4 separate regions of the Homo sapiens genome follow, and all the other regions are linked to region 2. Evidence: chromatin loops called from intact Hi-C (ENCODE). Cell type or tissue: heart left ventricle. All regions are shown on one strand. Each heading gives the region's core, and the rest is flanking DNA. Links, peaks and the distances in the headings are about the cores only.

Region 1 (8,560 bases), core at 3,016-5,515, 140 kb after region 2:
AGAAAAAGAAATATGTGCTATTTAAAAACATATAGGTAGAAATAGATATTGATTTGAGATTGTGGAGTTAACATTTCCTTATAAACATGTTACTGTTTCTATGTGAGAGTCATTGTTTCTTCTGATTTTACTTGCTTGTAATAAAGAAACTTTTGGTCCCTAAAACAAAGCAAGGAGTGATTGCTCAATATTTCTGTTTAAACCCGTTATTAAATGTTTACAACAAAATACAAGCTGTGGCAAATGAGCATTCTGTGCTTACTGCCATCTTCTCCCAAAGAATTAAAGGGCTTGAAAGTGTGGGAGTGATGCTCTGCTCTTCTTTCTCCCCAGCCCTTCTTCTGCATAATAAGTGGCTGGCCTAACCAGAGGCAGAGCCAGCCACATGGTGTAAGGAGGCATGGGATAAAAACTTACACTCAGGGGAGAAACAATATGCAGGCCAAATTTGCCTGCTTAAATAGTTGAGGCTAGTTTCTCTTTTTAGTTTCATCTTCCTCTGCCCATCTGCATTCCTACCCCAAAGTATTAGATTTTTCCATTAGTTCCTCATTCATTCATTCATCAAATGTTTAATGTGCACCTACTTTGTAATAGACACAGAACTAGGGGCTGGGTATCCAGGGAATGGTTAAAAAAAAAAAAGACAGTTGCTATTCTCACGGAACTTATAGTCTAACGTGGGAGATGATCAGTAAAGAAGTAAACATACCAATAAATATATAATGACTACTTACATAGCCATAGCCATTATAAGGAGGTAGAGACTGAAGGCGACAAATGGAGGGCAATAATAGAGAATGATAAGAATAGCACACTCTCTAAAGAGGTAACATTTAAGGAAGGAATTGGCATGTACAGATCTGGGGAAAAAGTTTTCAGGCAGAGGGAACAGTATAGGTAAACACTCTGAGTCAGGAAAGAACTCAGTGGGGAGGGGGGTTGTCTCACAAGTGAAAGATCAGCAGGACTGGAGGGTGGTAAGAGAGAGAAAAGGCAAGGAGGTCATCAAAGCAGGATGCTAAACAATCAAAAGTTTGTAATGGGAAAGCACTGAAAGGCTTCAGACTCAGAAAATATGGTAAGATTTGTATTTTTAAAAGATTATTCTGGCCAGGTGCAGTGGTTCACACCTGTAGTCCCAGCACTTTGGAAGGCTGAGGCAGGCGAATCACCTGAGGCCAGGAGTTCGAGACAGCCTGGCCAACATAGTGAGACGCTGTTTCTACTAAAAATGCAAAAATTAGCAGGGCCTGGTGGCACACGCCTGTAAACCCAGCTACTTGGGAGGCTGAGGCAGGAGAATCGCTTGAACCCGGGAGGCAGAGGTTGCAGTGAGCTGAGATTGTGCCACTGCACTCCAGAGCGAGACTCCATCTCAAAAAAAAAAAAAAAGATTATTCTGAGAGAAGTGTAGACTGTTTGTTTCTATGTGCAGAGCATATCTCAAAGGATACAAAAGGAACTGGTCATTTTGGTTGCCTACAGGAAGGAACTGGGTACCTGGGGGCAGGGGTTCGAGGCCGAATTTTTACTGTAGACCCTTTATTAACTTCTGATTTTGTACCACAAGAAGGTATTGTATTTTTTATATATATATATATATATATATATATATATATATATATATATATATATATAAAATATTCCAAGACCGGAAGTAGGAACAGGAAGAAGGCCATTGCAGATGTTCAGGATCTATTTGAGACAGACTTAGGAAAACTTAGTGATCAGACTGTGAGGGGAGGAAGAGGGAAGAATTGAGATAATCTCTGTTTTTGAATTCTGGATTGAGTAACTAAGTGGATGGTGCTGATAATTACTGAAATATGGGAGACTTGAAGAGGGTCAGTTCACAAGCATTGGCAGCTCCATAATTTCTGTTTAGGGAGGCTTATGGGTGGCCAGCTAGTTGGAAGTGGGGGCTAAAATAGATGTATTTAAAATATGTGTTTGCATAGCATTTATATTAGTCAGGATAGGTTTAATTATACTACAGTAACCTAACACATTCATACCTCAGAACTAAAAAGAGCAAAAACTTTAGTGACTTATACAAGAAAAGTCTGGGGTGGTTTTTTCTTGCTGAATGTTTGCTGTGGGTCAAGGCAATTTTTTTTTCCATGTGATGACTTAGCATTCTAGGCAGCTTTGATCTTAGACATCTATTATCTCAACACAGGATCACCTTTCTTGAAGGCAAGGAAGAACAAAACAAAACAATAAAAGCAAGAATTGTGAACCTGCTTCAAATATTTCCACCCAGAAGCAACATGTAACTTTCACTCACATTTCGGTGGCCAAAGTAAAAAAAGCGGGCAAATATAATACTTCCAAATGTCTAAGAAGGGAAGGAGAGCTAAAAATATTGGTGACCACTGATACTATGTTCTTTTTTGAGAAAGGATCTCCCTCTGTTGCCCAGGCTGGAGCTCAGTAGCACAATTACAGCTCACTGCAGCCTTGACATCTCGGGCTCAAGTGAACCTACCACTCAGCTTCCTGAATAGCTGGGACCACAGACTTGCCACACTATGCCGGGCTAATTTTTGTATTATTTGTTTTATAGAGAGAGGTTCTTGCTATATTGCCCAGGCTGGTCTCAAACTCCTGGTGCTCAAGGGATCCTCCCACACACATACATACTTAAAGAGTAGAACTAGTAATGAAAGAAGAATTGAAAATGTACAAGAGGGAATAGATAACTGATGGTGTGTGGACAAAAGACAAGAGGGGATCTAACTTGTATAGGATGAATACTCCCCTTTCTCTGGGATGAAAGGAATTTAGGATGGGATGGGAGTTGGGGGTCAGGAAGTTGAAGGAATGGTTCTGCCACAGGCCTCTCTTTTATTTCTTTCTAAGACAGAAAGGCCAGGACAGATCGACTTCCCAAAATGCTCTTTTCAACTTCTACCCAATTTAATTATGTTCCAATTTGCTTACATCTCCTCTTCACTTTTACCCTTTTATGCTTTTTTTCTGTCAACTTCTCCCCGTCTGGGATCCATCTCCAGCCCCTAGGTCTTCAGCCGATTTAGAGTATTACCATGGCCAGTCTTCTGGGATCACCTTGCCCTTTGATACCCAAATGACAAAACAGTCCATCCTATGTAGGAATTCCAGGCTTTTATTCAATTTCTTTATTAATGAGTGCATTCACATGTTTAAAAGTTTGTCACCTTAATTCTATAACTCAGTTTCAACTGGTATAATAATACATCTCAAAGATGGACACAGCCTTACCTCCCTTAAACATAACTAGGATATGTTTAATAAGATTTTGCTTGAAGGCTTAGGGATAACAGAAAGGAGTCAAGACAGAAAAGTTGAAAAGTATTATAACTCAAATGTCTAGCCCATTTTGTTCTTGCTTTACTAAGAGTTTCTCAGATATCAGAAAAACATCCAATTACAAAAGGATTGTGGATATTTACTTGTCATGTAGAAAAACTGCCTAAAAACCTTATTTGAACTCTTGCTCTTCCAACCAAGTTCTTGTCCCTGTGTCAGCTGTCTACTCCCCTCCCTACTGCCCACAAAGAGTTTCCTTCCACAGAATGTTAGGTACAAAATCTCTGACCTTCAACAGGGTTCTTCTCCAAATCACACCCTGCTACAACATAAGTAGGAGGAATATATTTCTGCAAAACAAAAGCTCCAGTTGTTAGCCAAACCTGACCCTAATTACACTCCTGAGATGGTGAGGTTTAGTATCGTACCATCATACCCAGCTACAGAAAACGAGAGTTTCTCAAAGTTCGTCTGCTGATCCCTGCATCAGAATCTCCTGGGGCCTGGGAATCACAAATCAGAACATGTTTGCTTGTAAGACATCCATTAGGTAATTATTTGGGAGGAAATATCTAGTTTTGGGGCCACAATATATTTATATATCTCTCTCTATATATTGCATTATTGCCATTGCAATAATGCAAAATATTTTACATCTCTTCATGACTTCCAAACTTTTGGTGAAACGTATGTGGGAGACTTTATTTACCTGTGACTGGTGCCACCTAGTGGACACCATCTCCTAAAACGGTTTCTGTCTAGGATTTTTATCTACCTGTCAAATTTGAGGATGATGAAGACAAAGACGAAGATGACTCACAGTCATTAAGTGCTTATTATTTGTTAGGCATTGTGAAAGTTGTGATGCTAGTTATTTAAATTCTTTGGCTAATTTATTTTTTATTTACTTACTTATTATTATTTTTAGGGTCAGGATCTTGCTCTGTTGCCCAGGCAAGAGTGCAGTGGCACAATCACAGTTCACTGCAGCGTCAAACTCCTGGGCTCCAGCAATTGTCCCACCACAGCATCCCAAAGCATTGGGATTACAGGTGTGAGCCACCACACCTGGCCTCACTGGCTAATGTAATTTCCACAAAAACACTACAGGTGGGAACAGGTATCCTCATTTTACAGATAATGGAAATTGAGAAAAAGAAAGGTTAAGTGAATTGCCTAAGGAAGGCCACTCGGGAAGTAAACTGCTGAGTTAAATTCCAGAGCCCAAATCCTTTAACTACTATTCTAAAACACTGAGTCAATTCTACAATTAAAGAAATCAGTACAATTTCTTTTGATAAGTGAATGTTGATGGTGTGGTTTAACACCCTAGAGATAGCTGAAAAAGATTTAAATGTTAACAGGGTCCAAGGAAGCAGGTAGATTGTTCCCTGGGGCATTAATAAAGGGCCAAATAAATGTCCTGAATTGGACACTGGGCAGACAAGATTCATTCTGAATTCCTTTAGGTTAAGGAGAACTAGGCTATCATTTGTATTGCCTCTTATTGCAGGAGATAAGCAAACAGTAACAATAAATAGAATAGCTAAAGTTAGGTGAAGACTGACACTCTCCTCCCCATATAGCAAATTAGATAGAGAGCTCACACTCTGTTCCAACAATCTGGAGTGTTTATTCCTAACAAAGAAAGAGTATATTATTCTCTAGCCTCTCAGTGAGAGATTCACTGCAATTAAGTACCAATCTTTTCTCTTTCTAGTATATTTTATTTTCATGGTACTGTAAAGGATCTTCTGTGCAACTCAGGGAAATTAGGTCATTCCCAGGTATATTAGTCAGCTTGGGCTGCCATAACAAAATGCCATAGACTGGGTGGTGGAAATAGCAGAAATTTATTTTCTCATAGTTCTGGAGGCTGGAAGTCAGATCAGGGTGCTGGCATGACTGGGTTTTGGTGAGACCTCCCTCCTTGGCTTGCAGACAGCAGCCTTCTTGCAGTGTGGCTCACAAGACCTTTCCTCGGGGCAGGCACATGCAAGCTCTCTGGTGTTTCTTCCTATAAGGAAACTAATCCCATCATGAGGGCCCAATCTTCATGACCTCATCTAATGCTAATTACCTCCCAAAGGCCCCATACCCAAATACCATCACTGAGGGTTACAGCATCCACATGAAATTGGGGGAGGATACACTCCATAATATTCTGCCCCCTGGTCCCCCAAAATTCATGTCTTTACTGCATGCAAAATACATTCATTTCATCCCAACAATCCCCAAAAGTCTTATTGCAGGATCAATTCTGAAATCTAAAGTAAAAAGTCTCATTTAAATATCTAAACCAGGTACAGATAAGATTCATCCTGAGGCAAAATTCCTCTCCAGCTATGAACTTGTGAAACCAGACAAGTTACGTGCTTCCAAAATAAAATGGTGAGACAGGCATAGAATACACATCCCCGTTCAAAAATAAAGAAATAGGAGAGAAGGAAGGAGTGATGGGTCCCAAGCAAGTCCAAAACTTAGCAAGGCAAATTCTGTTATATCTTAAGCCTGGAGGAAATTCCTCTTTGGCTCAAATCTCGGTCTTCCAGACTCATTGAGGTAGTAGCATTACCCCCACTGCTAATGTGTGGCCACAAACATGAAGCTTTGCTGGGCAGAGACCTTTGAAACCAAGGTGGAGGCAGTCTTGCCCTACGCCATCCCCCTGGGCCCATGCACTCTTAGCCTGTGGTAGGAGTGGCAGTCCTGATGATCTCTCAATTGCCTTTGGGGTCCTTTTGTCCTTTTCCTGAAGAGTAGCTCACTTTCACAGCTGAATAGCTCTATGGTCCTGTCCTGTAAAATCCAAGAAGTCAGTCATACCTCCCACTGCCTTCCCCTCCCCTCCCCTCCCCTTTCCTTGACAAGATCTGGCTCCGTTGCCCAGGCTGCAGTGAAGTGGCATGATCATGGCTCACTGCAGCCTCAACTTCCTAGGCACAAGCAATCCTCCTGCCTCAGCTCCCCCAAGTAGCTGGGACTACAGGTGCATGCCACCATGCCTGGCAATTTTTTTTTGGTATTTTTTGTAGAGACAGGGTTTCACCATGTTGCCCACACTGGTCTCAAACTCCTGAGCTCAAGTGATCCACCTGCCTCAGCCTCTCAAAGTGCTAGGATACAGGTGTGAGCCACTGCACCGGGCCCTCTCTTTCTTTGTCCCCTTTAGTTCAAACAGATGGTGTCTCTGCTGGTATAATCCCATCTCTATGCCTGCTTTCTGTTGAAATGGCTGATTGTGTTCACGAACTGCACTCATGATCTTTTTATCAAATGGATGTTCATCCACACCCTTAGTATTCTTTTCAGGACAAGCTTTCTCATTTTTTGCAATATGGATAGGCTGATAATTTTCTCAAATCTTCAAGCTCTGGTTCCCTTTTGCTTAATTCCTTCTTCAATTCATCTCTTTCATTTCACATTTTGCTATAAGCACTCAGGAGGAACCAAGCTACTCCTCGGACACTTTGCTTAGTAAAATATCCAATTCAGCCTCACAAGTTCTACCTTCCACAAAATACTAGAACACAGTCCAGCTAAATTCTTTGCTACTTTATATCAAAGATCACCTTTCCTCCAATTAATATATTCTTCCAATGACTTGTTCTTCATTTCTGTCTGAGACCTCCCCAGAATTGCCCTTAATGGTCATATTTCTAGTATGCATCTCAAAGCTCTCCCAGTCTCTCATTATGCAGTTTCAAGCTGCTTCCACATATTTAGGTATTTGTTACACAGCACCCTGTTTCTTGGTACCAAAATCTGTATGAATCAGCTTGGGCTGCCATAACAAAATACCATAGACTGGGTGATGTAAACAAAAGAAACTTACTTTCTCACAGTTCTGAAGGCTGGAAGTCTGAGATGAGGGTGCCAGCATGGCTGGGTTCTGGTGAGACTTCTCTTGCTGGCTTGCAGACAGCTACCTTCTCACTGTGTGTTCACATAGCCTTTCCTAAGCACATGTGTGTGGAGAGAAACAGAGAGAGGAAAGCTCTTCAGTGTCTCTTCTTATAAAGGCACTGAACCCACCATGAAGCCCCACCCTCATGACCATCTAATCCTAATTATCATCCAAAGCTCCATCCCCAAACACCATAAACACTGGGGGTTAGGGCTTTAACAGGTGGAGTTGGGAGGATACAAATATTCAATTTATAGCACCGGATATCCTTTATTTTAATTTGTTTTGTTTCCATTTATTTTTGTTACAAATGAATCTGTCTAGAGTTTTTTTCCCCAACTTTTAATTATACAGTATTTTCAACACCACAGATGTTGAAAGGATACAATACTACACGCCCCCCACCAAGATTCACCAGTTGTTAACATTTTGCCATCCTTGCCTTATGTATATGCCTATCTACCTATATATATTTTGAAAGTAACTTGCACATCATGATATGCTACCTCCTACCGAGTCAGCATTCATCTCCTAACCAAAATACCATTATTATACTCAAGAATAATTATCTTATATCATCTTCTGGCCCATCTATATTAAAATTTCTCCAAATTTTTATAGCTATTTTCCCCTGAATTTGGATCCAATCAATTTCATTGCATTTGAAAAAGTGCTGTCATCTTCTATGATAACAATGCTTTTTTCTGGAATACCTCCTGAAGGACCCGCCTGAGGCTGTCTTACAGTTAATATTTTTAAAAAACAAGTAGTAGTATACTCTAAAATAATGATAACGATTAAATGCCTTTACTTTTATTAATTCAAAAAAGTCCTCCTACCCTTTTCTCCCCTCGTGACCTTGACTTTTTGAAGAGACAAAGGTGTGATAATGGCATTGTCACTATGTTATATTTTAGAGATTCATACTGAAATACTTACCAATGAAATGGGGGGAGAGCTGTTACAAAAATACAATGCATAATTAATTTGCCTCAGATTTAATTTAAACTTCTTACCTAAGTGGAATCAACTTCTTACCTAAGCTTATCAATTGCACAAGTAAACATACAGGATTGACTTACGTGGTGATAATACTGGAAAACACTGTATGTTTATGATTCTAGAATTCTACCTCAGTTTAGCATAGTTTTAAACTTAAGTTCATTAGTGATTTAGCTCATCAAAATATGTGGGTGAAAAATATTAAAACTCCAACTAAAAACCCCTCAAATAAGACTAGAATAAAATTCTAAGAATCACCCTAAATCATTCTACTCAGGAATAACTTTTGCTATGGTCTGAATGCTTTTATCTCCCTAAAATTTATATGTTGAAATCTCACCCCCAATGTGATGGTCT
Region 2 (8,560 bases), core at 2,948-5,447:
AGATCTTTGTCAAAAGGCTGAAGCAACAGGAGTTTCATGGATTACAGTCCATGGAAGAACTGCTGAAGAAAGACATCAGCCAGTGCACTATGATTCCATTAAAATAATTAAGGAAAATATGTCTATACCTGTAATTGCTAATGGAGACATCAGAAGCTTAAAGGAAGCAGAAAATGTGTGGCGGATTACTGGGACAGATGGTAAGAAATAAGTACTTGGGTTCTTTTAATTGGGGGGGGAAGAAATGAGAGTGGGGAAGTAATGTTAATTTGATTTTCATTTGTTTTGTTTAACATTAAGCCATATTTTCCCATTGTACTGTTTTAAGCTAAGCGATTTATTAAAATGATGTTAAGTTTTCTACCTAGAAAAACATGGATTATCTTAACTGGGATAAATTAATTCAGTTACTTTTCTGACACCATCATATCTAGTGACCAGTGAAGAATTTTCCAGATAGCCTACTAGTAAAATAAAGCACCTAGAAATAAGAGTAAGTGAACTCGAGAATGATAAGAGCTAAAGGAATCCCAGAACTGCTATGCAGTTTCATTATTCCCTTAAATTATTGGCATGCCAAGCCCTATAATTGCTAGATGGGAGAATATAGATAAACTGAACTTTAAGCAGCCCAATTTATGACAATCCAGATTTACCCTAAAGAAAAACTAAAGACTAATGGTTTAATGTAGAAATCTTTAAAAAATAAAGATTTCTGTACGTACATTTAAACTTTCCTGGTTTACAAAAGGTACCAAAATTAATTCTTTTGTAATCGGATTAAACATATTAATGCAATAAAGACATTACAAAACCTTGTGATAATACTTTTTAAAAATATACTGTTTGCTTCATTGAGCTTGAACTAATAACCAGGGGTTCTTAATGTATGGACAAATATGGTGTGCTTTAATTTGTAGGTGTGATGGTTGCAAGAGGACTCTTAGCAAACCCGGCCATGTTTGCTGGATATGAGGAAACCCCACTGAAATGCATCTGGGACTGGGTTGACATTGCTCTTGAACTCGGGACTCCTTACATGTGTTTCCATCAACATTTAATGTACATGATGGAAAAGATAACTTCAAGGCAGGAAAAAAGGGTATTTAATGCTCTGTCAAGCACATCAGCAATCATAGATTACCTTACAGACCATTATGGCATTTGACTAGACTTCCCAAATAATTTTAATATATACTTTTAGACCCACAGTGAAACCACAGAAGGTCATATTTTGTACCTTAAACCAGTAGCTCTCAAATTTTAGTATAAAAACAATTCCTGGGAGCGTTTTTTAAAAATCAGTTGTAGACACCACCCTCAGAGATTCTGATTAGGTAGATCTGGAGTAGACCCAGAAATACACAGTTTAAAGAAAACTCCCAGTGGTTCAAACATCCTGATCATCCTAGGCAAACATTGACAAATACTGCTCTGAATCCTGTTCTATAGATATTGGGGGGATGGGTAGAGTGGGAATTTTTTCCTAATCATGTTTTTAACATTTTAAAATAAAATTTAATACTAAGAAATTATGGCTTATAGTATCTATAAATTAACAAGAAGTATGCAGGTGCAAAAAAGTGGTGGAACAAATACCAACATCCATCCAAAATGAAAAAGAACAGGAAATTCTGAATAGAATTGCACTCAGAACTTATATTAAAAATTCCATTTGGTTAATGACATTAAATTTGGTACATTTCAAAACTTCTAGGTCCTCCAAAGATTGAAAGCTTAATAATCTCCTACCTAAAAAGATAAAATTAATTGCAATCTACCATATCTTAAGTATAGGAAATTTGGTGTCCAACCTGGAGATGATTATATATTTGAAATATTTCCTAGAGAATAGTAACCAGGTTTTGTTTTTAACTTTAAAACCTAATTACTTTTGTGCCTCTCAGCCGTTGATTGTAACTTTAAAGTCCCATGGTTTTGGAGTGTTATTAATAGATTTTGTTATCGGTGGGCATGCACTGCAAGAATTAAGTATCTCAGACTGAAATAAAACCGTTCATAATTAAAGTATTATTTTGTTTTGCCAACATGAAAACTGTTATAAGGAAACAATTATGTAAAACTGTTTAATTCACGTTTGGGAATATTGAATGAATCCATTTTAACATAAGCACTGTGGTGCCATCTTTTTTCTCAGTACATTCTGTTTTCACTTTTCAGTTAATGCATTTTTTTTTTTAAAGATAACTCGCTGTTTCATTTTCTATGAATACTGTACAAAATAGGGAGGTATGGTCAGAACTCTGAATTGAATTACCCTAGTGTTGTGAGCACAGCATCATCACTAGAGTAATGTGCTCGGTGTTTGGAAGGAACCAGCGTGGATGGGCAAGAAGTTCTAACACTTTTGATTAAAAGTAACTTCCTGGCCGGGCGCGGTGGCTCACGCCTGTGATCCCAGCACTTTGGGAGGCCAAGACGGGCAGATCACGAGGTCAGGAGATCAAGACCATCCTGGATAACACGGTGAAACCCCGTCTCTACTAAAAATACAAAAATTAGCTGGGCGTGGTGGCGGGCGCCTATAGTCCCAGCTACTCAGGAGGCTGAGGCAGGAGAATGGTGTGAACCTGGGAGGTGGAGCTTGCAGTGAGCTGAGATTGCGCCACTGCACTCCTGCCTGGGCAACAGAGCAAGACTCTGTCTCAAAAAAAAAAAAAAAAAAGTAACTTCCTGGCTAGGCGCGGTGGCTCACACCTGTAATCCCAACAGTTTGGGAGGCCAAGGCAGGCAGATCACTTGAGTCCAGGAGTTCGAGACCAGCCTGGCCAACATGGTGAAACCCTGTCTCTGCTAAAAATACAACAATTAGCTAGGCATGGTGGCAGGCGCCTGTAATCCCAGCCACTCTGGAGACTGGGGCCAGAGAATCACTTGAACCTGGGAGGCAGAGGCTACAGTGAGCCGAGATCGCACCACCACAATCCAGCCTGGGCGACATTGGGAGACTCCATCTCAAAAAAAAAAAAAAAATCTTCCTTATGGTTAATTTATGTTCAAAGTCTATTTTTCTATTTTTTCTGTTACATGTGATCCAGAATATTAGTGATAAATTAAGAAAAAGCACCAACTTAAATGTGTTTTTGAATGTTTTATATTCTATAATTATCAATTTTCAACATTTATTTACTATTCCCCAAATAATTGTTACCAGGATAGTACTTTTATTAAATTCCTGATACGTTGTCAATATTGAAAAAACTCAACAACTTAAATGTACACGCACAGTTTGAAAAGCTGGAAAATAGTGAAAGAATATCCCCATACCCACCTTTCGTACCAGTCCCCAAACATCACGGTAAAGTTTACTGTCTCTTCCCAGCCCATGGACGGGAACGGGAACGCCTACGGAATATGTTGTGACATACAGTTGATCCTAGGTTCTCCAGAACAAAATGCTGCACGACCACCTCATCCTGGCCCTTTATTAAATATAGCTTAATTCTGGACACAAACAGTTCCCACCATGAAGAGAGAGTAGGTGACCGGAAAGGAGTGCGTCTTAAGCGCGTTCGCTGAATTTGCACCACCCAATCCAGCCCCGCCGCCCGGCGCCGCTCCTTAGACCTGGACCCCGGCACCCTCCCGCCGGGGCCGCACTTAGCAGTGGAAAGTCTGTCCTCCTGAAGAAGTTGCGCTCCGACCTCCAAGCATCAGGTCAAAAGTCTAACTCATTCTCTGACCTGCCGCCAATTAGAAAACAACTGTTGCCAATAAACGTGGTCGCGCCGCCTGTGACCTCAGCCGGGACGGACCCGCGGGCGGGAGCCTGCGGGGCGTGAGGCGGGGTGGGGCCCTGGCTCCCCTCCCCCGCCCAGCCGCGGCGTCTGACGTCCCGCGCGTCGGCGGCCGCGGAGCAGCGCAGGGAGCCAGGCGGGCTGCCGGCGGGTAAGGGCTTCTGCGACCCGGGGACCCGTGGGGCGTAGGCCGCGGAGGGAGAGCGCCGCTGCCTGGTCTGGAGAACCCCGCGGAGCTGGCCTGGCCCGACCCGGCCCGGCCCGGTCCGCGGCGCGGTGGTCGAGGGCCCGCGGCGCCTTCTGGGAGCGGGAGGGCCGGGAAGCCGGGCGTTGGTGGAGGGAGGCGTTGGGCTTCTGTCGCCGCGAAGCTGGCGGAAAAGGCAGTGGCCAGCGAGCCGCCTCGCCAGTTCCCACGACTCCCAGGGAGGTGGCGACACCCGCTTCCCGGGCCACCCTTTTCCCCTTCCTGACCGGGGTCCGTGCTTGCCTTCCCAGGTGGGGGAAGGTGGAACACTGTCCATCCCCTGGACAAAAACGCTGCGCCTCGGGGCCTTGAACCCGGTTTTGTTTGAAAGGAAGCAAGAGAAAATAAGTGTTTTTCCATTTAGGTGTGAAGAAAAAAATGACACTCCAATGGGCTGCAGTGGCAACCTTTCTTTATGCCGAAATAGGACTCATTTTAATCTTCTGCCTACCTTTTATTCCTCCTCAGAGGTAGGAAACCTTCAAATCGTTAACTAATAAATATTGGATCGCTCTTAATGTAAAATGGAAAAAGTTTTCTGAACATTAAAAAGTTTCGAAAGTCTTTGAAAATAAACTCACCTAACGAATTAGGTAGTATATAATGACAATATTAAAATAACATTTTATATAAAACTCTGTTACGTGTACAAGTGAAATAACTTTTTCTTCCCTTCTAAAAGAAAAGGCGCCTATACTTTTGATTCTGTTGATTACAGATATAATAAAGCAACGATTATACTTTTAACACCTGCCCTGCCTTGTCTCAGGTTTTACCTTTGTTTTATTGCCCTGAATTGGAGCCATGAACTAAATAAATATAAGTGGATAAATCATGTTTACAGTACAGCATGGGTGTAAAAGTGTTTCACTGAGGCACTGGAACAGCAATTTAGAAACCAAAGCCAATAAATTATTCTTAGTTTTCGCCTTTGTAACCGTTAGTTTCATTAATGACAATTTTACTACTTTTGATTTCACATAAAATTAATGAATGTATATTAAAAGTGCTGAATGTGAAAAGTATCACAACCATGTATTAGCATTAGTTCGTTAGTGACGGAACTTCTAAGGTCTTGAAGAACCAAGTACAGTGTTTCAAGCCAAGCAGTGGTTCATTTTACCCTTGCAGTAATCTACTTTTTAGTCGTTTAATTTTAGATCCAGAAATTTGATAGTATGAATGGGGAAATACACATGTAATAAAAATATTGCAAGATATTTGTTCATACTCCTGGCATAAAAGAAAGTATTTCATAAGTGAGATCCTAGAGATAACCCACTAAAGTGTATTAAAATCCCAGGACTGGGAGAAACTTCTTAAAGTTTCACCTTAGCTCAGGGTCCAGATAGTCTTTCACAACTCCTAACTTGCTCCTTACCTGCCTGGATTTCTGCTCTCTTCTGTCCTTCTCTATCAGCTAAGCTAAGCTCAGTAAGTTGTTTCTTACTAAAGAAAAAAAATTGAATCATACTGTAGGGTCTTTGATCTTATTTGATCCATTCCACCCATGTTCTATATATCACGTACTGAGACCCAGGAGGGCAAGTAGCCTACGGTTACCTAGCTGGTAAGTGACAGATTCTAGAAAAAAATCTGGCTCTTAGTCCAGTGTTCTTTCTACTCCATCATGCTGCCTCTCATCCTGTAGGTTTTGTTTCAAACTCAGTAACACCCTGTTTTGCTTTTTGGTAATATTTGCAATGATAGAATCCTATATACTCAAGAGAAAGAAAGATTTTGTATATAAACATCTAATTTATAGATAAGGCTTAAGGGTTTGCAAAGAAGGAAAAATTGTCAGTTGATCTTTACTCCATCAGAGTGATCTGTAACTTATGGATCAATATTTTTCTTCCTGCCAAATAAAAATTTTACCCATCCTGATCAAGTAGCTATTAGATAGATGTGTGTATATTTGCATATGATATATAAATGTGTTCTCATGTACAGATATAAAGAAAATACGGTATGTATGCACGCAGATCATTTACAATATGTCCTATGTGTGTATCCACATCTTTTTATCTTTTATATTTGTATCACCATAATCTTTAAAGAAAATATTTCATCATTTAGTCTCTATTATTTTCTTACATAACCCAGTGGTTAAAGGCACATGCTCAGAAATCAGGTCACCTATAACTGCATGTTACTAACCTTGGGCATGCTCTTGATCCTCTCTGATCTGTTTCCCCATCTGTAAAATGGAGGTAGTACTAGTGTCTACCCCTTACGGTAGTTGTTGTAATTAAATGAGATAAAACATGTAAAAGTACTTAGAACCATAATATAGTGAGAACACAATAGGTATTAGCTATGATAAGGTGCTCAACTGCTAGTTGTTCCCTATGAGAGATCTCTTACATTCCCTTTTACACCACACCAAACCTTGAAGAAATAAGTAAATTTACATTTGGACCTAGATCAAGGTATTACCACTTATGTTCTCTTAAAAATATAAAATTTTATATTGCATAATTTAAATATTGGCTGTATAAAATGCTTGGACTTGGAAGCAGAGACAAAATGAACCGATTCATCTGTATGAATCTCCCTCAACCCACCAATTTCAAGTAGTTACTTGAAGTTGTCCTAATCTTAAATCTTAAATGTGTCCTAATCTTAAAGTGAAACTGTTTTTTTCAAGTTGTAAGTGCTTGAAGCTATTTAAGTGCTTACTACATTTTTCTGCCTCCTTTCAACTAAAGTGTTACTCATTTAAATTGCCCTTGTACAAAGTTTGTTACCTTTCCTATTGCGTGATGGATTATTTTGCCACTTTGCCATTTATAACCCATGCTTTCTTACCACTGTCTTTGTTTATACTGTTCAATCCACCTAGACTATTTCCCCATCTCATTTCCTCTATGTTCACATCTTTATCTGTAGTAATTACATGGTTTTATATATATATATATAGTGTGTGTGTGAAAATTATCAAGCTACATATTTAAGATTTTTTCAATTTATGTGTATAATACCTGGGTAGTTTTTATAATTCCCTCATGGTTAAAGTAGAGAAACTTTTAGTTGGAGTATACGTTAAAATTGTACTATATAAAAATCAGTATGCAGAGTTAGACCCCACTCCTGAAATGTTGCCAATTGTTAGAACAATATATCTTTATTTCTAAGTCATTTCTCTGACCATGAAAAAGATACAGAGTAGTAGCTTCTATCAACAATATAATATTTTACTACTGCAAGAATTCCTTTTTAAGGTTTTGCTCATGTATGGTTTACTTTTAGAATATTTAAGCCACCAGACAGAGGATAATCAAATATCAGGTTATTATTAAATTTGAAAGAGTTGTTTTTTAATTCATGAGATATTCTGTCATGTCAGAATTAATAAATTTTAAAATTAAATTTCTGTAATTTTCACTTGCTACACAATTACTAAAATGTTACTTCAGTATTTAAAAAGTATTTCAAAACTTTATTTTAGTTTTTTTATACCTAATATAATTGTATTGCTTTACAGATGGCAGAAGATTTTTTCATTTAATGTCTGGGGTAAAATTGCAACTTTTTGGAACAAGGCTTTCCTTACCATTATCATCCTATTGATTGTTCTATTTCTAGGTAAGTACTAGATCCCTTCTTTGAATAAATATAACTTTTTTTAAATGAATTTCTTTTTAATTAATAGAGTTGATGTTACAATTGGTGTACAGTTGACTTTATATAGTATATTGATAGTACATAGAGTGGATACTGATCTATTGATACACAGTTGATAGATACTACCATTCTGTATGTTCAAGCTTAAGTTTCAACAGGGCACAATGATTCTTAACCCCTTCTAGGTTATTTTAAGATTTAAATGCTGTATATTAATGCATACCTTGCTGTTCAGAGTTACCAGACTTTATTTTTCATGGTGTTGTCTCTCCTTTGTTACTGTGATGTCCTAGGCACCCAGGAGCTTAGCTGTTAGAAAGGCAAATAAAAGAATAGAATCATTAGGCTCTCCAAAGGAGTCTTAGATGCAGGGTGTGCATTTGGACTGGATTAAAAAATAAACATGGCCGGGCGAGGTGGCTCAGGCCTGTAATCCTAGCACTTTGGGAGGCCAAGGCGGGAGGATTGCCTGAGTCCAGGAGTTTGAGACTAGCCTGGGCAACATAGCAAAACCTTATCTTTACAAAAATGTAAAAATTAGCCAGGTGTGGTGATGTGCACCCATAGTCCCAGCTACTCGGGAGGCTGAGAGACTGGAGGATTGCCTGAGCCCAGAAGTTCAAGTTTGCAGTGAACTATTGCACTCCAGCCTGAGCAACAGAGCAAGATCCTTCCTTAAAAAAACAAACAAACAAACAAAACTGCAACATAGATTTGGGGACTACCGCAAAAATTTGAATATGGAGTGATTGTATAATATTAGGGAATTTTTGTTAACTTTAGTTGTGATAACAGCATTGTTACATAGCAGGGTCAGCAACCTATATAGCCTGTGGGCCAAATACCTATTTTTGTAAATAAAGTTTTATTGGGAAATGACCATGCCCATTTGTTTACATAATGTCTGTACTCGTTTTTCAGCATGTTTTAA
Region 3 (8,252 bases), core at 1-2,500, 380 kb before region 2:
CAGCTTTTTTTCCTTAATTGGTGAGGGACCAATAAGGCTGGAGGTGTTGGGGTATGTTAGCTGTCATTCATGGGGACTTGTGCCATTGGCACAGAATTTCTAGATTGAAAAATTTCAAGGAGGAGAAGAAATAGGCCCAGGAATGGTGGCAAACAAGTCTATATGATAAGCTATCTTGGATAGACTTGTTTCTTATAACTTTTCCATTACTAAACTAGCATCTTTTAGGTTCAGCGTTTTTAGATTAATTGCAAAAAAATTACATGTGATATAGTGGGGTCAATTTGAAGTATCATTGAAAGATGAAGGGAAGATATCAATATTTTTATAGTAGGAGGGCTGGCCAAAGATGTTTTAAATTCATTGTGTACATGTGCCTGTTTCTTAGTAAAATGCAGGTCATATCTGTTTAAATTTTTCACAATTTCTTTAAAAATAGTGGTCAGTCAGTAGTCAGATGAGAGGGTGGCTGAACTGAATTTTGGCAGTTCTTGGTTAATTTAGAATTTCATGTGTTCGGACTTTTCCTGTATCCCTTTTCTGTTCATCCTAGTCAATGTCTTATCATTGCATACATTTTCTGGATGCTTGAGCCATCAGATATCAGCTAGCTTTTTAAAATCACCTTTAAGAAAGCAGTATTTTCTAATAGTAAATTTATAAACATCTTATACATCTTAGCTTTCATATATAGGATTACTATGTATTGATTTGTAAACATTCACTGAGTTTAATTTTATTTCCACAGGGCTCACAACAACATTAAACCAGGATGCTTATGTTCTTAAGTCTATATTTGCATATACATTGACTCTTGATGGAAAGACTTAAGAAGATCAAGGTCTCACCATTTGTCCTCAATTCGTGTGACCATAAGATACTGATAGCATTGAGTCTTGAAATGATTTAATAATATGAGTGAGGATTTGCTTTCTCCATTAGAGCATTAAGCTAAAACTATCAACATTTTAAACCAAATTGCCTTATTTTTCTTCCAAACTTCATATATGTCTATCAGGTAATAATAGGCTTGAAAATTGATATCCTGTGGTGCTAAAGTACAGTAGAAAGAGAGGAGAAGTGTATACATGTTTTATTTTAAATTGTACGAAAGGGGAATTTAAAAAATATGTAACTGCTGTTTATACATTGGCTCCTTACTGCTTATTAATCTGTATTGTACACATGATGAAATGAAGCAGAAGCTGGGAGTCGGCCTTTCCTCTAGTAACCACCACATGGCTCAGCATCTGTGCCAAACATAGGCGCTCCTAGTCTGGTCAGTGCCAAGAGGCTACCAGAACATGGGGCAGGTGGCTGGTGTTGGTGTCCCAGCCTAAGAGCCACCTGCTGCAGTTACCATGGCATGCTGAGTTGATGCACCAGGTGGCAGCAGCCATCCGTTATTATTTCCAATGGAGACCTAGCCCAGGCCAAGGTAAAGTTAGTTAATAGCATTGGGATATAGTCACTGTAATGGTGCTATTAACAAACAGTCAACACCATTGTATTTTTTAACTTCGTGTTCTGTATCTCCTCAGCCATGTATCTTAAATATATTTTGTCATCATAATCTTTATGGTGGGGGCAGACTTTGCACTTACTGCAGTGCAACACTTGCACTTTAATTTTCCTCCAACTGTCTAAAATTAGAGCAAATACATTGGCAATACAGCTGCTTTTGCTCTGAGCTACAATCATGGCTTTTCATGTTACTTACCAAGTGGTGTTTCTGGTTAGGAATCACAGCTGTAAAATTGATTTCAGTTCATCACACTTCTTCATGATGTTGCCCCTAAATTTTGCACACTATATTCTTGTATATTATTTCAAATAAATGGAAAAAAAAGTTGCTTATCTCTGACGTCTACTGATTGATTGATTGATTGATTAATCTTGGCTGAATTTTATTTATGAGTTCTCAGAATAACAGGTTCAGGAGATGAGATGGAAAACATAAGGCAAATTCCTAACACTGCTAATTAGGAGGCTGCTGATAGGATTTTAAAAATTAAAAACAATGTTAATAGTGGAACAAGAGCCATCAGAAAATAAGGACTTAGATTATCTACTATTTATAGAGAATTGCTATACAATAAAAATTTTTATTTTTCACGTGGCATTTTTGTTACACGGTTAAACAGCCCAAAGGTCTGCTTTTAATAACATGACAAAGTGTAACAAAAGCCTTGCTTTATTTAAAGATCCAGTATGACATACTTAAAAAGGCCATTTAACCTTGTATCTTAGCTTGGGATGTGCCAGTGGTTCCTCAACTTTGTTGTCTATTGGAATCATTTTGGGGATTTTTTTTTTTTTTAATAGTGGTGTCTGTCAGGCTCCCACTCCTAGACATGTTAATTAATGTGGAGTGCAAGTTGGGCATCAGGATTTTAAAAAAATCCCCTGGTGATTGGTATGAATGTGCAGCCAAATTTGGAAACCACTGAGCTACATGCTTATTTAGTGAAGAAGGCAGGGTTGGGGGAAGCAGGGTACATGTTATAACTTGATCATATCCCTTTAAAAGAAGTGGGGACTTTGGGTTTATGTACCCATAGGAGGACTTGGTTATGGATGGGAAAGACATTTTAGCCTTGTACAAAAATCTGAAAGAGGAAAACATCTTTCTGGAAAAATCAGGTCCATGGAATTGAAAGGTGGTGATAACTCAACATTTTTTATGCTAAAGTATAAGTGCTAAAGAGGTAAATAAACGTCGATAGGAAATACCGAACAATCAATTACATTCTTAAAATAGTAGATAGTAGCAGTCTTTTGGAGTATGTGTTTAACTGCCAACTATGAATGGGTTAGCACAAAGTGGAGATGAACAAAGATTTCATGTCATTACTGAAGAGCAGACATAGCCTTTTGAAGCAGCTGAACCATTATGGGATAAACTGGTGCAAATTCTTTGCCTTCTCTACTTCTCACTGATTGAACATAAGCTTCCAGGGCTCCCCTGAAAACCAAAATGAAAACAATGTCAAAATATTAGATAAATCACATAAAACAGTTAAGGGGATACCAATATATAAAAATTATTAGTAAGCTCATTTCTGGAACTGTTAATGCTCGGTTTCACAAGCCAAGTGACCAACAGCCTTCACTCAGTTACTGGTAGTGTTACTATGGTTACTACGGTTACTACGTTTAGTGTGAAAAACTATAACCATGTTTTCAGTCTGCATTGTTCTTAGTGGTCTAGTCATATACTCGGAGTCCTCTGGCTGTGTAAATATGTTCTCAATTTCCCTTTTCCCTGCTTCCCTACTGAAGACACCGGCAACGGAATGGGCATTTGTGCCTACTCCCAGAGCTCACGAGGGGCATCCTGCGCCTCTGAAAGGCACGCTCAAGAGTACAAGGGGATGGGGCCCTTTGGCACATTCGGTAACACCAGTAGATGCATTATATTCCTGTTATTTGATGAACTATGAACAACCAACAACTAGAATAAGTGCTCTTGGGCTGTAATGGCAAAATACATGATCGGGAAGCAGTCTGAATTTAATCAAGGGGATGTACCATTCCATTGTTTATGATTATGATCTCATGGATTAGGTTGGGGGTTAGCAAACTGCCTGCAGGCTGAATCTAGCCTGATGCTTGTTCATTTATATATTGTCTGTGGCTGCTTTCACACAATGGCAGAGTTGAATAGTTGAGGCAGAGACCATGTGGCCTGCAAAGTCTGAAATATATCTGGCCCTTCTTTTACAGAAAAAGTTCGTCAGTCCCTGAACCAGATCGTCTGTTTAAGTGGAGCTAAAAAGAATGGCTACGAGATTAATTTTTAATTATTGGTCTATTTAAGTACCAGGTACACAAATACATTTTTGTCATATTTTCTTCAAAATTTCAGTTTGAGATTGGAGCATTTGTATAAAGATGTAAGTTAATACCATTACTCAGCTCACATACGATAGCACTTAAGTGGTTTTCTTTTGCTCTCAAATACTGAAAATACTAATCTAATTGGGTTTGTTCAAGATTTTTCATTGAATTGTGGGGAAAACATTTCCCCAGAGTCTGGCTATCACTGATCAGTTTGTAGTGCCCTTCATCCCACAAGCCACTGTCATACGTAAAGGGATTTCAAATCTCTTAAGTTCCAGCCCTCGACCTCCCCCTCCTGATCTCTGCTTCTTCCTGTCCTCTGGACAGTTTTATCTGACTTGCTTCCAGGTAGCCTCAAACTCATTTGTCAAAAAATTGGGGCAGCGTTCTGCCCGCCTTCCCTTATTTCAACAAAGGGCACCATCAACTTAAGGTCTCTTAGTTCTTTTCCCCTCCTACACCGAAACAATTACCAAATCCTATTAATTTGCTACACACATTTCCACATCCAGTCCCTCCTCTCCCCTTCGCTTCACTTTGAACCCTTGCTATCTTGTGCCCTAATGATTGCTGTAGCCTCTTAAGGTGGTGAGCATCCTACTGCTGTTTCTCCCCTGTTCTGGTCAGTCTTCCATATTATAGCAAGAGATTTCCCCTGAAGTATTACAGCACTTGCCGTGCCCTGTTCTTTATAGGAAATCTGGAAAGGTCTGACTTCTGTATCAACAGCCTTGACTTAGCAGGATCCAGCATTGTGGAATTCCTGAAGGCTGGTTCCATGCTCTGGTCAGTGCCTAGACTCAACCCAACTGAATACCAGCTTCATCATCAAGCTGCTCCCAGCCCTTTCTGTGCTACTGCTGGGTTTTAGATAGCTTGATGTGGCCTAAAAAGACCCTCAAATCATTAGTTTCCATTTTTGTGTTACCAAGTAATGTGCAAAGCATATTTGCCCCATTTGTATGGCCCAACCTGGCTGCCCACCTAGGGAAAGATCAAGGGTGTTTGTTCATACATTGCTATGAAATAAAGCTGTCTCTGCCTAACAAAGTAGGGGGTGCCAAAGGGCCTGTTTATCTTTGGCCATACTGAATGTTTCAGTTAAAGAGCCACATTCTCTTAGCCCTTTGCACATTATCTTCCTTATCCTTAGAATACCCTTCCTTGCTTACTTTCTTGCGCAGCTCTTTATCTCTTAGGACTCGGCTTCAATGCTCCCTTTTAAGGAAAGCCTTTCTTAACTCCAGGCAGCAGGAAAGAATGGAAACCATCTTGGAGTCACACAGGTTTGTGAAACGATCTCACCTCTGTATCAACAGCCTTGACTTAGTAGGATCCGGCACTTTGGAATCCCTGAAGGCTGGCTCCATGCTCTGGTCAGGGCAGGAGTACTTTAAATCAGGTATGCAGGGGGATGGGCAAGCCCTTACTGAAGAAGTGTAGCTGTTTTTTTTTTTTTTTTATTTTTTTGAGACGGAGTCTTGCTCTGTCGCCCAGGCTGGAGTGCAGTGCCGCAATCTTGGCTCACTGCAAGCTCCGCCTCCTGGGTTCACGCCATTCTCCTGCCTCAGCCTCCCGAGTAGCTGGGACTACAGGCGCCCGCCATTGCACCCGGCTAATTTTTTTGTATTTTTAGTAGAGACGGGGTTTCACCGTGTTGGCCAGGATGGTCTCGATCTCTTGACCTCGTGATCCGCCCACCTGGGCTTCCCAAAGTGCTGGGATTACAGGCGTGAGCCAGAAGAAGTGTAGCTGTTTTAAATAACATGTAAGTTCATACCATTACTCAGCTCACATACCCAGTTTCAAGTCCCAGCTAACATACCACTCTCAACTGGCATGCAAGATGGAATTTAGTGCTCTTAGAGAACAATGTTTTGTGAGATGCCTTAGTTAAACCAGAGCTGACCCTGAATGGAGATATTTTTCTATGAAAAAAACTTGCTTCTTTTGGTAATATGCTTCTAGTTGGTATGCCATCCTGGGAAATTGTCTCCACTCCCCAAATGTAGTCCCTACAGAATCATATACAGTAAAGAAATCCCCAAGGGCTCATCTGTCTTTAAGACACCAAGGTGTATGTATCAGCGTATAAGAAGTGTTTAAATTCACAGGAACTACAATCATTTCATAGTGAATGGATTAGATATATTTGATGGACAAAAATCAACTTAGTTTCGTTGGCATTTAAAAGGATAAGACATCACGTAAGTTACACAACATGTAGAAGAGATCAGAAATGAGTTTGGTTAGATTTTTGGGTAGTCATCAAAAACACCATCAGAAGTATGGGGCAAAAAAGATTAAGCTGCCCTCCCACATGAAATTAGAGCAAGATTTTCGAGTACTTATTAAATTACTTCATTTGCTTAAGCAAAACATTAGCTTTCTTGGAAGTCAGGCCAAGTGTTATGTAACAGTTAGTCTTAACTCTGGTTTGTAACCAAAATAAGTAGATTATTGAGGTTATCCTTATTGAGAAAAAAAACACGATTAGTAGAGGAATGGTTTGTGGTAACATGGCAACACTGCTCAACATGACAAAAACTAGCCAAGTGGAAGTTTTCATGGAAAACAACATTGATTTTTGTCAGGCATTTAAATATTCAATGTGATTAGTAAGTACTGAAATGCATAAATGACTTAAAGATACACTACATGCCTCAATAAGCAGTTAAGCCCAGGCTTTTCCCTGGTTCCATCCTCCCTCTTCGTCCTATTTCAGACACTCCATTCACAGAACTGATAGGTAGCTAGTGACATGGTACCAGGAGGAGAAACATTTCCCTCCATCGATGGAGATCTTGGGAGTTCTGCAGAAGTACAGAGGAGCTGAGGGAATGGCTTCCAGATTGTGGACCCTGGACCATGGCAAGAGGGCAAGGGATCCAAGGATGCACATGGCACCAAGCATTCTCTGATGGTGTAGATAAAAGTACCACTAGGCTAATAAGGTCTGTGAACATTTGTGTACTCCTACTCAAAGAGGGCCATAAGAAGAAGAGTTGCTCTCCACGGCAAATATCCAGAGTAAATGGATTTGAGGCCAACCCCACCGCTGTTACAGAGCTTGAGAAATCTTTCCATCAAAGACTCTATCTTTATTGAAAACACATTCAACACTTACCCACAGGCACGAGCCAGGCGGCTGCCTCTGCATCTGAGGGAGCACACGTGTCTGGAGCACCTGCCTGATGCAGGCTGAACACATACAACTGCCCCCATTTACACCACTTGGTCCCATGAGTAAGTTATTACTCTGATTTTCAAATGAACTTGACTAGTATTCATTTAAGCTCCAGAAAGCATCTGGTGTCAGAAGAAAACAGGAAGGCAGGATGGTTCACTATTTCCCATTTATTCAGCAGCAGTAGTTACACTATCCTCAATTTGCCCTATTTTATGACAACCTAACATATTATGCTGGGAGGAACAGAATGAGTATACAACAAGGTTTGCCCCAGAAGCTAAAACAAATTTACTGACATTTAAAGAGCAATACTCACCCTCGGTTTGTCTACAGGGGAAAGAAATTCATCCAGTGATGCTTCAGTATGCAAGAACAAAATTGTTTTGCAATAATACATAAGAAAGAACATTCTCTAGGACAAAAGTCCCCTCCTTGCCAAGAGCCTGGGGTGCAGCAGGAGTACAGTACTTTTTTTGAAACCCTGAAGGACAGCTCAATTTTTTGCTAAGGGCATGAAGGTTCTGGAATCAGCCATGTGTGGAGGGATGGATATGCCTTTTTAAAAAAGCATGACAGTATTTCTGAGCATGATTTTCAGTTGCTAAATATAGGCTTAGCAACAGCACTGCTGATGAAATCACTCAGGAGACATTTTTAAAGAGAAGCAAAAGAAAACAGATTTGTGATGTACACACAGCAGGACAACTGTTTTGGATGAACTCATTCCAACTTGTTAAGACGACAAAAATGACCAACTTGTTAAGATGAGAAAAATGAACGTGTTCAATTAACTGAATCCTCTTTTTAAGACGACTGAGTGTGTTGCAGCTGAGTGAATCTTTGGGACTCGGGAAAAATAATCCACACAGACATTGCAAATCCCTGTGTTAGCCCAGGCCCAAACTCCTCACCCAAATCCAAAGCCTTTCCCGAGGGCAGATTTTACCAGGAACATTCACCGGGGCTGGTAACCTCTCCCATTTCTGTGTCAGATGTTCATAGCTGAGTAACAGATAAGCAAGGAAAAAGAGCAGGGTCCGAGCTAATCTTTATCCACACATACGCCCAGAGGGCCAGTGGCTCATGTGGGATGTGGGTACCAAGCTTGAGGGCTCAGGGTCACTTCTGGAAACAAAGCTGACAGGCTGATGGTTCTTACTGACCTGTCATAGCTTCCTCAGCAGTCTTTCATCCTAACTGAAATATGACCCACTATGGC
Region 4 (2,500 bases), core at 1-2,500, 400 kb before region 2:
TGGAAAGTGAGTAAACCCTTCAGAAGAAAATCAGTGTAAATAAAAACATAAGACATAAGGAAAGGAGTATCTCCCTGAGGATGTATTATTCTGTCCAGCATTTTGAGTAATGCTCTGTTGTCTGGCCTACCTCCTAACACTGTCTGCTCATGCAGCTTATTGTTGAGTGTTAAACTGTGTTACTGAGCTTTGATATCTGAAGTCTATAGTTAAGGAGTTGAGGACAGGTAAAAATTTATATTACCCCTGAATAGAGAGAGAGATGAAGAAATCAATGCTGTTAGTGTTTGGACGTGTTTAGCATGTTAATTTTCACAGAGTATTTAGGCCATATACATTTTAGAATATCACATTGTTCCCTTCATTTTTATTTATTTTTACTTTTTGTTACTTCTGTTTTAAATGGTTAAACAGAAGAACTGATAAAACTCACTTTTTAAAATTAGGGAGTCAGGAATGAACAAAAGGAATATTTAGCAGTTTGGCCATTCTCTGATACTTCATATATATCTAAATGTGTAATAACAGGATGGGCAGTTTTTGGGCAAAAGATGAAACATTCAGCATATAATTTGAAATCAAAAATTGGAGAGTATGCTACAATGCATGGAAATCTGAGGGCCTTTCGATTTAAGGAGTGATGTGAACATGAAAGTATAGATCCTTATGTAAAAGTAATTTCTGGAAAGGTAAAATGAAAAATGTTAATGAGGATAAGGTAGAAATTGAAGGGCTAATACAAATTCTCAGGGAATAAGGGAAAAATTGGAAAGATGTCCTTTCTCTCTTTTTTGTTTTTGTTTTTTTGAGACGGAGTCTTGCTCTGTCGCCCAGGCTCGAGTGCAGTGGTGCAATCTCGGCTCACTGCAAGCTCCGCCTTCCGGGTTCACGCCATTCTCCTGCCTCAGCCTCCCGAGTAGCTGGGACTGCAGGCACCCACCACCATGCCTGGCTGGTTTTTTGTATTTTAAGTAGAGATGGGGTTTCACTGTGTTAGCCAGGATGGTCTCCATCTCCTGACCTCGTGATCCGCTTGCCTTGGCCTCCCAAAGTGCTGGGTGGGATTACAGGCATGAGCCACTGCACCCGGCCCTTCCTCTCCTTTTTAAAGAGTATTAGTACAGACATGCATAAACTTTTTCTGTTAAGGACCAGATCTCTATTTGGCATCTCAGACAATTATCCTGATTTGGGACCTTACCTTCAGATGGTTTTCCCTCCTCCACCTGGCTGTCTTCCTCTCTGCTTCCTTTCCAGACTGCTGAGTCCATACACATCATTCATCATCCTCTATAGGCTTGTTTCTTTCTGTTACCCCACCCATGAATATCTGGTCTGTTTGTGAGGGAAGGATCTGGGTATGCTCCTGGGAGCTCCATATACTCTAAAGGGAGCATTGTCTGGTAAAAGAGACTTTTGAGGGGAAGAAAAGAGGGCAAGGGATAAAGTTTTTTTTTTAAGGTGATCTTTGAGGAGAAAAAATAACTAGACCTTATATGTAGTTGCTTTTCAGCAAGTTTGTATTAGAAAACAAGAAATAGTGTCCAGTTACAAGGAGGGTGGATAGGCTGCTCTCTGCTATAAAAAGTGTAAGCATTTTTGCTTAAGGTAGTTCTTGTATCTGCCCAGTGATATGTGGTTGGTAGATAAAGAGTTCAGAGTTGGTTACACTAAGCTTAAATGCTGTCTTCATACTGAGACTTACTGAGTACATCAAAGTAGAAGAAAGAAATGGATAGGACGCCCTGCATTAGAGGGGGTATTATCATTCACAAACGAAATATACACATGTATATGTATTGATAGAAAAATGAATGGGATAAATAAATGAAACCATAGTCGTAGTTTAAAATATATTGTCAAATCTGAAAAAAACGATGTCTAAAATGTGTGAGGAGGGTTTGGATAAGGAGTTAAGGAATATAATTATAAAATGAAATCTTGCTGTCTTTACTAGTGTTTACCATAAATGTGTTCAATGTAATAACATTGGCGTTTTAAATATGAAGTTCTTTCATTAATAGGAAAGATCTACTTTAAGGACCTATGCTTATGGTTGAAACTGTTGCTTTATTTTAGATCATCTCCTGTACACATCATAGCCACTAGCAAAAGTTTACATTCCTATGCACGCCCTCCACCAGTGTCCTCTTCTTCGAAGAGTGAACCAGCCTTCCCTCATCACCATTGGAAGGAGGAAACACCAGTAAGACACGAAAGGGTAAGTTTATTTATGAGGTTAAACTTTTACAAAGTTTGTACAACAGTTGAAGTACATTAACATTCCTCATAGGAAGTAGTCTCACTGTTCTGTTAGTGATCTGGATTTGATTTTATATACAGCTCTGCTATGTGTTAGGAAAGCTTATTATTAATGGGAATGTGCGTATAACTAAAGCTTCCAAAAACTTTGTTTTGTGTGTGTCTTTTTTTTCTTTTTTTTTCTTTTTTTTTTTTTTTTAGCAAATTCTCCCACAGCCTGACAACCCTCAGTTTTTGA

Evidence for each region. Hi-C counts contacts between places; a loop is a spot of excess contacts. Peaks named below come from ENCODE experiments on the same cell type or tissue, not always from the same donor. Only the 100,000 strongest peaks of a DNase experiment are listed, where the experiment ranks them.
Region 1: it touches region 2 in a loop (2.1-fold over the local background); 27 of 110 quality-filtered maps call a loop at or near these places.
Region 3: a loop joins it to region 2, with 2.3 times the contacts of the local background. A loop is called at or near these places in 12 of 110 quality-filtered maps.
Region 4: it touches region 2 in a loop (2.7-fold over the local background); 6 of 110 quality-filtered maps call a loop at or near these places.

The regions. Positions count from the first base shown.
Region 1 is chr7:107,721,306-107,729,865 of GRCh38, forward strand. No RefSeq gene overlaps it. Among named protein-coding and RNA genes, the nearest start is that of CBLL1, 19 kb to the right of the region's middle. In heart left ventricle, for the core only: CTCF peaks have their summits at 4,018 (motif pointing left) and 4,220; no DNase peak of the experiment used is centred there.
Region 2 is chr7:107,576,393-107,584,952 of GRCh38, forward strand. It overlaps DUS4L-BCAP29 (DUS4L-BCAP29 readthrough), which reads left to right. Exons shown (of 13, transcript NR_163941.2): 6 at 1-200; 7 at 4,367-4,472; 8 at 7,490-7,590. BCAP29 (B cell receptor associated protein 29) reads left to right here and starts at 3,854. Exons shown (of 8, transcript NM_018844.4): 1 at 3,854-3,909; 2 at 4,367-4,472; 3 at 7,490-7,590. The coding sequence starts at 4,381. DUS4L (dihydrouridine synthase 4 like) reads left to right here. Exons shown (of 8, transcript NM_181581.3): 7 at 1-200; 8 at 921-2,131. The coding sequence ends at 1,168. RefSeq lists a silencer at 3,712-4,201 and an enhancer at 4,292-4,361. In heart left ventricle, for the core only: CTCF peaks have their summits at 4,168 and 4,370; DNase peaks (open chromatin) are centred at 3,849 and 3,989; H3K4me3 peaks cover 2,500 bases; H3K27ac peaks cover 2,460 bases.
Region 3 is chr7:107,200,666-107,208,917 of GRCh38, forward strand. It overlaps HBP1 (HMG-box transcription factor 1), which reads left to right. Exons shown (of 11, transcript NM_012257.4): 11 at 749-1,857. The coding sequence ends at 766. COG5 (component of oligomeric golgi complex 5) reads right to left here. Exons shown (of 22, transcript NM_006348.5): 22 at 707-2,965. The coding sequence ends at 2,851. LOC124901720 (a long non-coding RNA gene) reads left to right here and starts at 2,965. Exons shown (of 2, transcript XR_007060471.1): 1 at 2,965-3,826; 2 at 5,028-8,252. In heart left ventricle, for the core only: a CTCF peak has its summit at 1,364 (motif pointing right); a DNase peak (open chromatin) is centred at 1,356; H3K27ac peaks cover 441 bases.
Region 4 is chr7:107,183,722-107,186,221 of GRCh38, forward strand. HBP1 (HMG-box transcription factor 1) reads left to right here. Exons shown (of 11, transcript NM_012257.4): 4 at 2,080-2,221. Among named protein-coding and RNA genes, the nearest start is that of HBP1, 16 kb to the left of the region's middle. In heart left ventricle, for the core only: no CTCF peak of the experiment used is centred there; no DNase peak of the experiment used is centred there.